Regions from separate parts of the Mus musculus genome. Here regions 2, 3 and 4 are each linked to region 1. A link is a loop called in an ENCODE intact Hi-C map of the cell type or tissue named here. Cell type or tissue: left cerebral cortex. All regions are shown on one strand.

Evidence for each region. Peaks named below come from ENCODE experiments on the same cell type or tissue, not always from the same donor. Only the 100,000 strongest peaks of a DNase experiment are listed, where the experiment ranks them.
Region 2: a loop joins it to region 1, with 4 times the contacts of the local background. A loop is called at or near these places in 4 of 42 quality-filtered maps.
Region 3: it touches region 1 in a loop (3-fold over the local background); 2 of 42 quality-filtered maps call a loop at or near these places.
Region 4: a loop joins it to region 1, with 3 times the contacts of the local background. A loop is called at or near these places in 2 of 42 quality-filtered maps.

What each region holds. Positions count from the first base shown.
Region 1 is chr7:138,397,334-138,399,833 of GRCm38, reverse strand. It overlaps Tcerg1l (transcription elongation regulator 1-like), which reads left to right and starts at 2,104. Exons shown (of 12, transcript NM_183289.3): 1 at 2,104-2,500. The coding sequence starts at 2,181. In left cerebral cortex, a CTCF peak has its summit at 1,215; DNase peaks (open chromatin) are centred at 1,199, 1,750, 1,923, 2,032 and 1 more place; H3K4me3 peaks cover 1,142 bases; H3K27ac peaks cover 401 bases.
Region 2 is chr7:137,601,799-137,604,298 of GRCm38, reverse strand. No RefSeq gene overlaps it. Among named protein-coding and RNA genes, the nearest start is that of Gm51411, 51 kb to the left of the region's middle. In left cerebral cortex, a CTCF peak has its summit at 1,049 (motif pointing left); a DNase peak (open chromatin) is centred at 1,047.
Region 3 is chr7:137,477,211-137,479,710 of GRCm38, reverse strand. No RefSeq gene overlaps it. Among named protein-coding and RNA genes, the nearest start is that of Glrx3, 41 kb to the right of the region's middle. In left cerebral cortex, a CTCF peak has its summit at 1,274 (motif pointing left); DNase peaks (open chromatin) are centred at 1,242 and 1,571; H3K4me3 peaks cover 229 bases.
Region 4 is chr7:137,483,852-137,486,351 of GRCm38, reverse strand. No RefSeq gene overlaps it. Among named protein-coding and RNA genes, the nearest start is that of Glrx3, 48 kb to the right of the region's middle. In left cerebral cortex, no CTCF peak of the experiment used is centred here; no DNase peak of the experiment used is centred here.

The sequences.
Region 1 (2,500 bases):
TTTTTTTTTTTTCCTTTTTTCTGTTACTCAGACTCCAGCACAGAGCATGATGTAGAAAAGTGACTCCAATATTGAGATCCTTGGATAGTGTTGAGCCTCTGACAGTTGACAGAAAAAGAGGAGTGTGACCATTGGAGGCTCTTTGAGCCTGCTCTCTCTTTTGAGTCAGGAAGTGCCCAAGGTGTCAAGGCCTTTGAACACCAGCCCAGACAGGAACTTAACCTTTAGCCAAGTTGCCTAGCAGAGGCCTTGAGTGAGAACCGGTGTAGAAGCCCCCCAGGATGGTAAGTACCCACAGATTTGGGGTGACTCCCTTCCTTCACTCCAGGAGCTAGAGGTGCTGCAGGCCTAAAACTTTGCTTTGCTGAGAGTACACACAACCCAGACAAGGCCACTGGGAATCTTCTATGCCCCCAGGTCACACCATGAAGGAATGAATGGACCCTGTTCTACTTCTCTAAGAATACAGCTTTGCACGCGCAAGCTCTCGAGGGGGGATGGGGGGAATTAGTCTACCTAGCAACTGGCACAACATCCCAGTTTGAGTGGGAGCCTAGAGAGCAAGATGGCCACATAACATCACCTGTGTACATACAGAAGTGCAGCCTCCAGTGGATGATACCACTGCTCCAATCTGCGAAGCTTTGGGGCTTTACATGGGAAATAATCTTGTCAGTACTTTGGCATCCAAGAAAGGGAAAACCTCACAAATTGTAAGTGGTTTGGGTGGAGAGAAGTAGCGATGTGCCAGCTATGTAAATCAGCATATGTTGAGACAAAAAGAAATTGTGACAGGTCAGGAGGAAGTTAGAAAGGTAGGCAAACCAGGAAAACGAGGAAGCAACCCTACCTAGAAACTGATTGGAGCCAAGTGGGTGCTTCTATTTCTACCAGGAGGGGCTGCGAACGGGGTGAAGGGTGGTGAGTATGTGCCTGACCTAGGTGTGTCTTTGGATGTAGCTGTGCGGACTGCACTTTCCCGCCGTCAGGCAGGCTTCATTGGCAAGCTCCTGCTTGGTACCAGAAGTTGGATGCCTAGGGTTTCAGGTTCTTTAGCACGTGACAGTCTGTGCCCTGCCGCCGGCACAAACTGTCTAGGACTGGACTGGGGCTGGAAGCCGTTACCAGTTGATGTCAGAGGATCTGATGGAGAAGACCTGGCATTGGACCAGTCTACCCAGTGTTCTGCGCAAGCTAGGTCAGCACAGGGGCTGGGACCAGCGCCGCCTGGCGGAAACTGCTTGTGATCAGAGCGAAGCCTGGCTCCGCCGGCTTAGAGAAAGGAAGCTCCGCGTGGAACGAGTGGAGCAAGAGATTCTTTGACCCAGACACTTCTTGCGGCACAGCAGCTTATGGCGAGGCATGAAGGAACTCAGTCCTGTGCCCGGAGGGATTAAAAACAAGTTCACCGAGGCCAAGCCCTCTAGAAGAAGTCACTTGTGTTGTGCCTTGCATCAGAGAGAGGGTAGAGGTTGGGAGTCTGTGGGTTAAAGCAGAGGCAAAGGAGGGCGCTGAAGCCAGCAGATAGCCAGAAAGGACTTTAGACCCAGTACTAAAAATTCGGGTTTCCTGGCACAGTGAACCTCTAGAGACTTGGGAAAATATTTTGCATATTTATCCAAGAGAGAAATCGACCCATGCCTAGAAGGGTCCGGGACTCAGCTGGCGTCAACGTCTGCAGTCTAGTATTCCCTCTGGGCCCTGGGCCCTAGACTCACTTTAAATCAGGTAGATCACGCCGGGGCCGCCAGCTCCGCGAGTGGCGGGACCTGCCCGGTTCCAGCGCAGCCACCTCGGCTTCAGCTTGCCATTAGGATCGCAAGCGGGGTCTGGAGCCCCTGGACCCTCCGTGCGCACCGTCAGCTAGAGCAATTGGCCACCAGTAGCGACAACGGAGTGGGCTAGGGATCACAGTAGAAAAAAAATCAGCCGGCTGGGTTGGGAGCACCCCATCGTGCCGCGCTGTGTCCCCGCCTCGGGGGTCCGGATCTGTGGGCGGGGACTGGGGCCCCGCCAGGCCCGGGGCTGGCGCGGGCAGGAGGAGGGGCTCCAGAGCGGGCCAGGGGCGGAGCGAGCGGCCGCGTCGCGCAACCAAGTGAGTTCGCTCCGAAGCCCGCGCCGCCGCCGGCCCGCACCTCGGGCGCCCGCCGCCCCCGCCGCCGCCCGCGCGGGGGTGTAGGATGCTGGCGGGCGCCAGGCTCCAGCGGCGGCGGCGGCAGCTACAGCAGCCCCAGCAGCCCCGGTGGCGGCAGCCTCTCCCGTGGCCGATGAATGCAGACCCACCGCCACCGCCCTGGGTTTGGATGGTCCCCGGCACCGCCGGGCTGCTCCGGCTTGGCGCCGGGGTCGCGCCCCCGCCGGTGCTGTTGGCCTCGGCGCAGCCTGCCTCCGCCCCGTTGCTCCCGCGGCTGCCGGGCTGGCCAGCCCCGGGAGAGCCCCTGCTGCCCCTGCTGCCGCTGTCCTCTGCGCCAGACCACGCCGCCGTGCACCATTATCCCCT
Region 2 (2,500 bases), 800 kb after region 1:
TCTTCATTTGGAAAATTGAATTACGTTAAGAGATTCTGCTTCCACACAGCCAGAGATAGGAGTGGTACATATATATGTCAGCAACAAAATCAAATCGCATTCCCAAACGCCGGCTTGGGGAGTTTTAATGCTTTCTCCATAGTCTGCTTTCCTTCCAAAAAAATATTTCTCACACATTGGCTAAATATCATCTTAACTTCGAAGGTTTGGATTAAATGTATTGATTTTTGCAGAAATATATTCCAGGCATCATATTCCAAGACCCTCTTGTCATCATAGAAAAGAACGGAAATTTTAAAATACATTCTTTTATAAAAGAAAAATTATGTTTAGGCTAGATAAATCTTTTAACTGCAAAATATGCTCACAATGATATACCAGTCCATTGCAAAGTGCTGTAAAGTTTTTTTACTTTATTCCAAAGTTCTTGCTTTTATACAGTAAGTCAGTCCCATGACTGAGTTTCTGCCGGTACTTTGTACACTTCCAGGCGAGACTCTCGGGAGGCACATTCTGCTGTCTCTGTAACAGTCCAGACGTTCTTCTTTCTCACTGAAGCTTAAGCACCGGGGCTTTGGGCTGATCTTCCCAGGGTGTTGTCTTTATTGAGAGGCTATGTAAAGAACATGTGCTCTAATGGTTAATCTTGCTTGTCAGTTTGATAGGGTTTGGTCATTAACCTCTGAACATGTCTGCAAGAGATCTTCCAGATTGAGTTCATGTAAATAGGAAGAGCTACCCTAAATCTGAGTGACACCATTCTGAGCGCTGGGGTCTCTGGCTGAATAAAACAGAGTATTGCGACGGGCTGGAGAAATGGCTCAGTTGATAAGGGCACTTGCTGTTCCTCCAGAGGACCCGAGATAGGCGACAGTTTTAGGGAAAATAAGCCACACCTGTTCTCACACGGAGCCCTGCTTTGTGCCTGGTTGATGAGGATAAACTGGGGGCTAGGTGGATGCTTCAGCCTCCTGCTTTCCTGTGTGTCCAGCATCAAGCAGAGGTGGCAGGTCCCTGGAGGTGGTGTGTGCTGAAACTGTGTCTAGAGCGCCTCCTAGTGGGAACATGCAGCGTGATCGCTGACACACTGAGGATCTGGAGCCCGGCTTCCCTGAGCTCCAGAGCTGGATCAGCGCACCACTCCTAACCTAACCCTGAAGACTCAGAAGGGAAGGTGCCTGCTCTCCTCATAACTCAGGCTTTCTCGAAATTTGCATACTGTTTCTGAGGTCACATTTGTGAATTTAAAGAAAGGAAGAAAGGAAGAAGAGAAAGGAGGAGAGGAGAGGAGAGGAGAGGAGAGGAGAGGAGAGGAGAGGAGAGGAGAGGAGAGGAGAGGAGAGGAGAGGAGAGGAGAGGAGAGGAGAGGAGAGGAGAGGAGAGGAGTAAAGTTCTCCATAGCTTTTTAGTGTTTGTTCCGTTTCTGGTTTAGAAAAAACATATATATCGCTGAGGGTAAAACTCAGAGAGAGACGCAGCAAACAGCTCGCCACAGCCCAGTCCGCAAGGCGCTGTAGGAAAGTGCCAGAAGAATAAAGAGCCACAAGGCCAGGGCGTCCTCCTCCTGAAACCAGATCCAGTCCGATCCCAAGTTTGGCAGGAGCCAGTGGGGTGATTAGAAGGGAGAACGAACTGGGGACCTGTAACAGTTATTGATGTTGGAGAAAAAGGGCTACCCAGACCCAGCCGTGAGTATTGGAGGTAAAGAAGGATAATGCCAGCCCCTGAGACACCCTCCCAACAGTCACCATGCTGCGCACTTTCCCATCAAGGAACCATCCAACCTCTCTGTGACAGCAACGGCTCAAGGCGAGATGTGGAAATAAACAGCTCTCCATTGATAGTGGCCGCAAAGGAGATGCCCTGGGTCTAGCTCCTAGATGTATGAATGTGGGTGTGCTTAGAAAGAAGGGCCTTGCTCATCTAGCCACATTACAAAAGAACAGCCAGCCGGGCAGTAGTGGCACACGCCTTTAATCCCAGCGCTTGTGAGGTAGAAGCAGGCGGATTTCTGAGCTCGAGACCAGCCTGGTCTACAAAGTGACAGCCAGGGCTATACAGAGAAACCCTGGGCTGCAGAGAAACCTTGTCTTGAAAAAAACCAAAACAAACAAACAAACAAACAAAAGAACAGCCTGATTTAAGGTAGATGCTCTGCCCAGTGAATGGTGCCTTTATAAGACAAAGAATGCTAGGGCTGGCAAGATGCCTCAGTGGGTAAAAGCACTTGCCACAGACATCAGACCTGGAACTAGATCCCTAAAACCCATTTAAAAAAGCCAAATGTTGTGGTACACATCTATGACCTCAGTACTCCTAAGGCAATAAATGAGACAGAGGCAGGAGTACCATCCACAAGCTACAAACCAAGCTACCCTGGAGTATGCAATATGGCAGAAATTCCAACAAAGATGGACAGCCAAAGGTTGTTCTCTGACCTCTACATACTCCCACAATGCACATACATAGACACACACCGACTCACATACATACATACACA
Region 3 (2,500 bases), 920 kb after region 1:
TTGAAATATTCCGTTTCAGAAAGACTAGAATTGGGACACACACACACACACACACACACACACAGAGGCCCCTGTGTATACCACCAGCCCTGCCTCCCATCCTTCTGTGGCCACGCCTCCCACCATTCCATGACCACTCCCTCCCTCACTCCCTTGGCTATTGTAGCTAAACTTTGCATGGAGAGAGATAAATGGATATCTCCCTCCAGACAGGGTGCCAGCAACAGACCAAAGAGCCAACACCCCCAACGTCTACCTTAACTAATCATTACATTTAACTGGAGTTACTTATAGGAACATGAACAGTTTATGGGCAGCCACACCTCCAAAGAAGAGTGCCCCTAACTGTTCATCAATTATATCCTTCTCTCGAGTACACCCTCCTGAGCCGTACCCTATCAGGCCCACCAGCCTTGAGGGAATGTTAGTGGCCAAGGATCTTATGCAGATAGTTGGAACTGCTGATGATTTTGAGACGGCCATGGTCGTATCGTGCCCAGAGAGCAGAACTCCGCAGCAGATATAAAATACCGGTAAGCACCCCCTGACATGAACGAATGGCTAGACAAAAGAATAAGCAGGGTAAAGGGATGAATATCCAAAATTTTCCCAACAGAACCTCAGTTTTGCACCTCCCCCTAAAGATGCCTGCCCTTCAGGTGTGAACTGTCTCCAAGCAACACAGCATGGAAAGGGGAAGAGAGTTGCGTCACCGTGAAGACATCCACAAACTTCTTCAGGCCGTGACAGATCATAGGGACAGTACCATCTCATGATGCAATGAGACTGTGGCACCTTATTCTATGGCGTGTCCTCTGTGAAGTGGAGCTGGGAATAGGGGTGAGGTGTTCCACATATACACCTGAAAGCCTAGGTTAGGCTGATGGCTATCCACCAGGTAAGCTTCACTCCAGAGGGTGGATGCTGGCTCCCGCAGGGTGCAAATCAGCAGTGCCATCTAGGTGGCTTCCAAGGACCAGGAGATTGGGGGCAGGGTGAGTGGGGGTGAGGATTAGCTCTGGTATTCGAATAGGAGGCAGCCACACAGGTCTGTGAACGCTGCTCCCCAGCTAGTCAACCTAGATTTTCCACACGCTTTCTCTGTAAAGGAAAAAGGGAGGTAGAATTTCAAAACAAGCGGTTCCAAGACTCGCGCGGAGGCGAGGCGGGAGGGACACACCACCACCGCACTCCTGTCCATGCTGTGCTAACCTTGGTCCTCGCGCGCCCCCTGGTGCCCAAAGTTCGCTCTTGCAGACTGCGCGGTTGATCGGCCCGCGGTGCGCAGCGACCTCGCGTGGACACACACGGTCACCACCTGCCGCTGCCTCCTACAGCCAGGAGCTGATTGTGACATTCATAGACCAGTGGTGACCAGCTACAGAGGATACCAGGCTAGTTCCTGCAAAGTTACAAGTAGACATCGGGGACAGAGAAGCTGAGTTAGCACAGGAAAGCCCGCATTGCCTACCATTACCCGCCTTGGGGTTGAGGAGTGACCGCTCCCCCAAGCCGTGTCTGGACACCAAGGGCCTTCAACAGTCAAGGACAGGGACTCCAGTCAGTCAGGCCGGGATCCAACCTTGTCCTGACACTAACATCTCAGAACTAGGCTAGAACTGGGCCAGCTAGGCAGCCACACAGGGAGCAATTGGACATCCCTGGACCATCGGGGATCCAACAGTGTGGGGATGAGCCCTCCAGAGTGGCCCATTTCCCAACTTACTGCTCCAGGAGCAGGCTGTGTTAATGGGGCATGCACTCATCTCTGCAGACCTTCAAACCACAGGCAATGCTGGTTTCTTGCAGCTGTGCATCCTCCCTTGTGCATACCAAGGCCTTGAGGAGAAAGAATGTAGATCAAAACTCAAAGGAGGTGCCAATCAGCGCTGGGGGAAACTAGCACCCAGAGGGTTACTTTCTAATTCATGTAGTAGCTATCTGTCGAGGTGCCTGGTCAGGGATCATCTGTTTGGTCCTGTGTTTGGGAACTCAAGCCTATGCTCCCGGCTGCTGGAAGTGCACACCCCACCTTCTGTAGAGTTATCCTCAGCTTTGGCTTCTCTTATGCCAATGAAGAAGATCCAGCCCCTCTCATCCTCTACCTACCATTGACCTGGACCCTTGAGAACTACAACTGTCCTCCCCCTCAAGCTACATAATTGGACTATAACTCCACATCCTGTCGGGGATACGAGGTCAATTGGAAGCATGGCTGGAGATCTAGGGTCAAATCCCAGCTACACCAAGTACTGTGACCTTGTGCAGTTTGTTTAACCTATTCCCCCCTCTACCGTAGTGTTGAGACAGCAGTGACTCCCGATGAATTGAGTGCTTGGGTCACTGCCTGACAATACCATGTGTGTTGGCTGTTTTAAACCAGCTATAGGTATAAAGTGTGCTCTGTCAGGAAGGATCCCTGAACAAGGCTTCCCCCATGACAAGTGGCACTGACAGTCAAATGCAGAGTCCATGAACTCCTTGGTCAGGTGTAGGGAGA
Region 4 (2,500 bases), 910 kb after region 1:
AGACTTGTAGGGGAATATTAACCCCATTATCTAGAAAACAGGGGCTAATCCCAGTCAAAGATCACTAGGGTAGCCTGAGAAAGAGCAGCACTGGCCTGTGCTGAGAGCTCTATACACAGTCACGTGTGTAGACAGGAAGAGGTGTGGAGATTCAGCTTCCAGTCCCAGCCAGTGGGCACCGGGCGGTCTCTCAGCACACAGCGTGGGAGACCACACACGTTACTGCCAGACCTTTCCATCAGAACACCGTGGCTGCTTTGAAGTAGGACAGTACACATTAAGCCAGGATTGGGGACGAAGCCTTCATGGTTGACGTCCAACAGCTGTGGCCTCAACAGAACTCTTGGGTCCTCCCATAAATCTGTGAAACTCCCAACGGGAAGATGTTACTTGGATTCTTCTTCCCGTTTCTCTCTTCCTCCTCCTCCCCCATGCCGCTTACCTTCCTGGGGGTCCTGACCCTATAAAGAACAGGACAAGGTGTCCCCACTGTGTTATGTTTCAAACCTAGGACAAATGGCTGAGGTGCTTATTTAACACATCAAAGCAGACCTGGCCTCCAGGTTCTCCCAGCATCCCTCAGTCCCTATCTACCTGTTACAGGGTATGGCTGGCACACCCTGTACCCTTTACCCTGAAGTCTCCAGCCCAGGGGCTGGGCTGCCCTTTCCTCAGAGGCTCTTCCTTATATAACACAGACATCTGGTTACCTTCCCCTTTTTGGTGACCTGGCTGCTGCACCTGATTCTTGTCTCTTCTTTCTCCCCTACCCTCCCATCTCTCCCCCTCTCCTCCCCCTCCCCCAGAAGCATGGTCTCATGGTAGCCCCACTTCATTAGAACCAGGGCTTCGGGAACTAGTGTCTACAAATGAAAGGGTATTTCAGGAATAGTAAGAGTTTTATATTTACGTTTATGAAAACGCGTTCCGGAATGTCCCACAATAAAAGAGCATTTCCATTAGCCCGCTCGGGGCCTCTGGGTACCACCTACATCTGTAATGCACGGGGCACTTAGAGGTAATGAAACCAAATTGCTTTCTCAACATGCTGCAAATCCAACTTTTCACCAAGAACCAGTGAGCTTTTTATCGGAGCGTCGTCTTCCCAGGCACCTCTTTAAAGGCTGCTCCAACAAATCTGGTGTGCCCTGAGCCCTCCAGATGGAACGGCCCTTCCCTATCGCCTGGGGGCATCAGCACCCCTCAGAAAGCACAACAGCTACTGGCAAAGAGCACGCAACTCTAAGACGTGATGACTTCCTCACAGTTTCTATTTTGTGCTAAGTCTGAAATCAGTTACTCACTTTCTCGCAAGGTAACCAAAGATGCGCTCAGCTCAAGGGTCAGTGAGCAGCTAGCCCTGGCCACTGTTGATTCTGCTACCTGGGCTGAGAGATGTTTCACTATGCTTGATTTAAAAAGATAGCCAGGGATGGGTGTGTCTGCGATGGCATATCTGCCTGATACAGCTAGGGAGGTGGTCAAAGGGACTGAGAGAGAGTTCGAAGCCAGGACGAATTACCAGAAAAAGAAAAAAGAAAAGAAAGATGGACAAACGAACAAAAGAACAAAAAAAAACCCATAACCAACAAAAAGTCCTGGAGCTGGCACTAAGTGACGCTGTCCCAGGGTGGCATGGCTCCCTGACCCCACACAGCTCAGGAGAGAGATGGCAGGGAGTAGATTGGGCTCAAAGGCAGCCACTCTCATCTGGACTGTGACCTCTGTTCAGCAATATGGAGAGAGCTAAGAGATGGACCTAATACACAGGACGAATAAGGAGAGAGAGAAAACAGGGATAAAGATAGATTGCGCGTGGGGGGAGAAAGAGACAAACAGGAAGAGAGGTAGAGGAAGACGAAGATTAGTTAGGTCTTTATGAGGCAAGGTGCAGCATAAGGGGGCAGGAGTGTGCGAGGAGAACAGAGGTAGGGTTGGGCCAAGCTGAAGCAGGCTAGCGGGCAGAGGCAGAGGACCCCATCACTCAGGAGACACTATCATGAAAGTCCTGTGGGTGGAGCCTGGGAGGGGCAAGGAGGGAGTCGAGAATGTGTCCTGACCTGTGGGGTTGGTTAGAGTCCTCAGTGCTAAGGGACAGAGCAAGGAGCTTCTGGAAACAGGCTGCTTGTTGACTGTGAAGGCGCAGGCGCATGAGCTACACACGTGGTCCACACACAGACAACCCGCAACTCTGAGAGAGGCTCACAAGTCACTGCACTGAGGGAGCAAAGCGGTCAGGGCTGTAGCGCTGCCGTACGGGTTTCGATTTGATTTGCAGGGCTGGGAATCAAATCCAGGGCCTTTGCATTCCTGACTGAGCAAATGCCCGACCACTGAGCTATACCTTCAGTTTTGCAAGATGCTCCTCTTGGGGAAAACTGACTGAAAATCACCGTTTCTTTCCATTCTCTGGGGACCAACAACCATTTCGAAAAATTCCTAGGCAGGTAGGAACGTAACTCACGGTCGAGTGCTTGTCTAGAATGTATAACACTGTGGG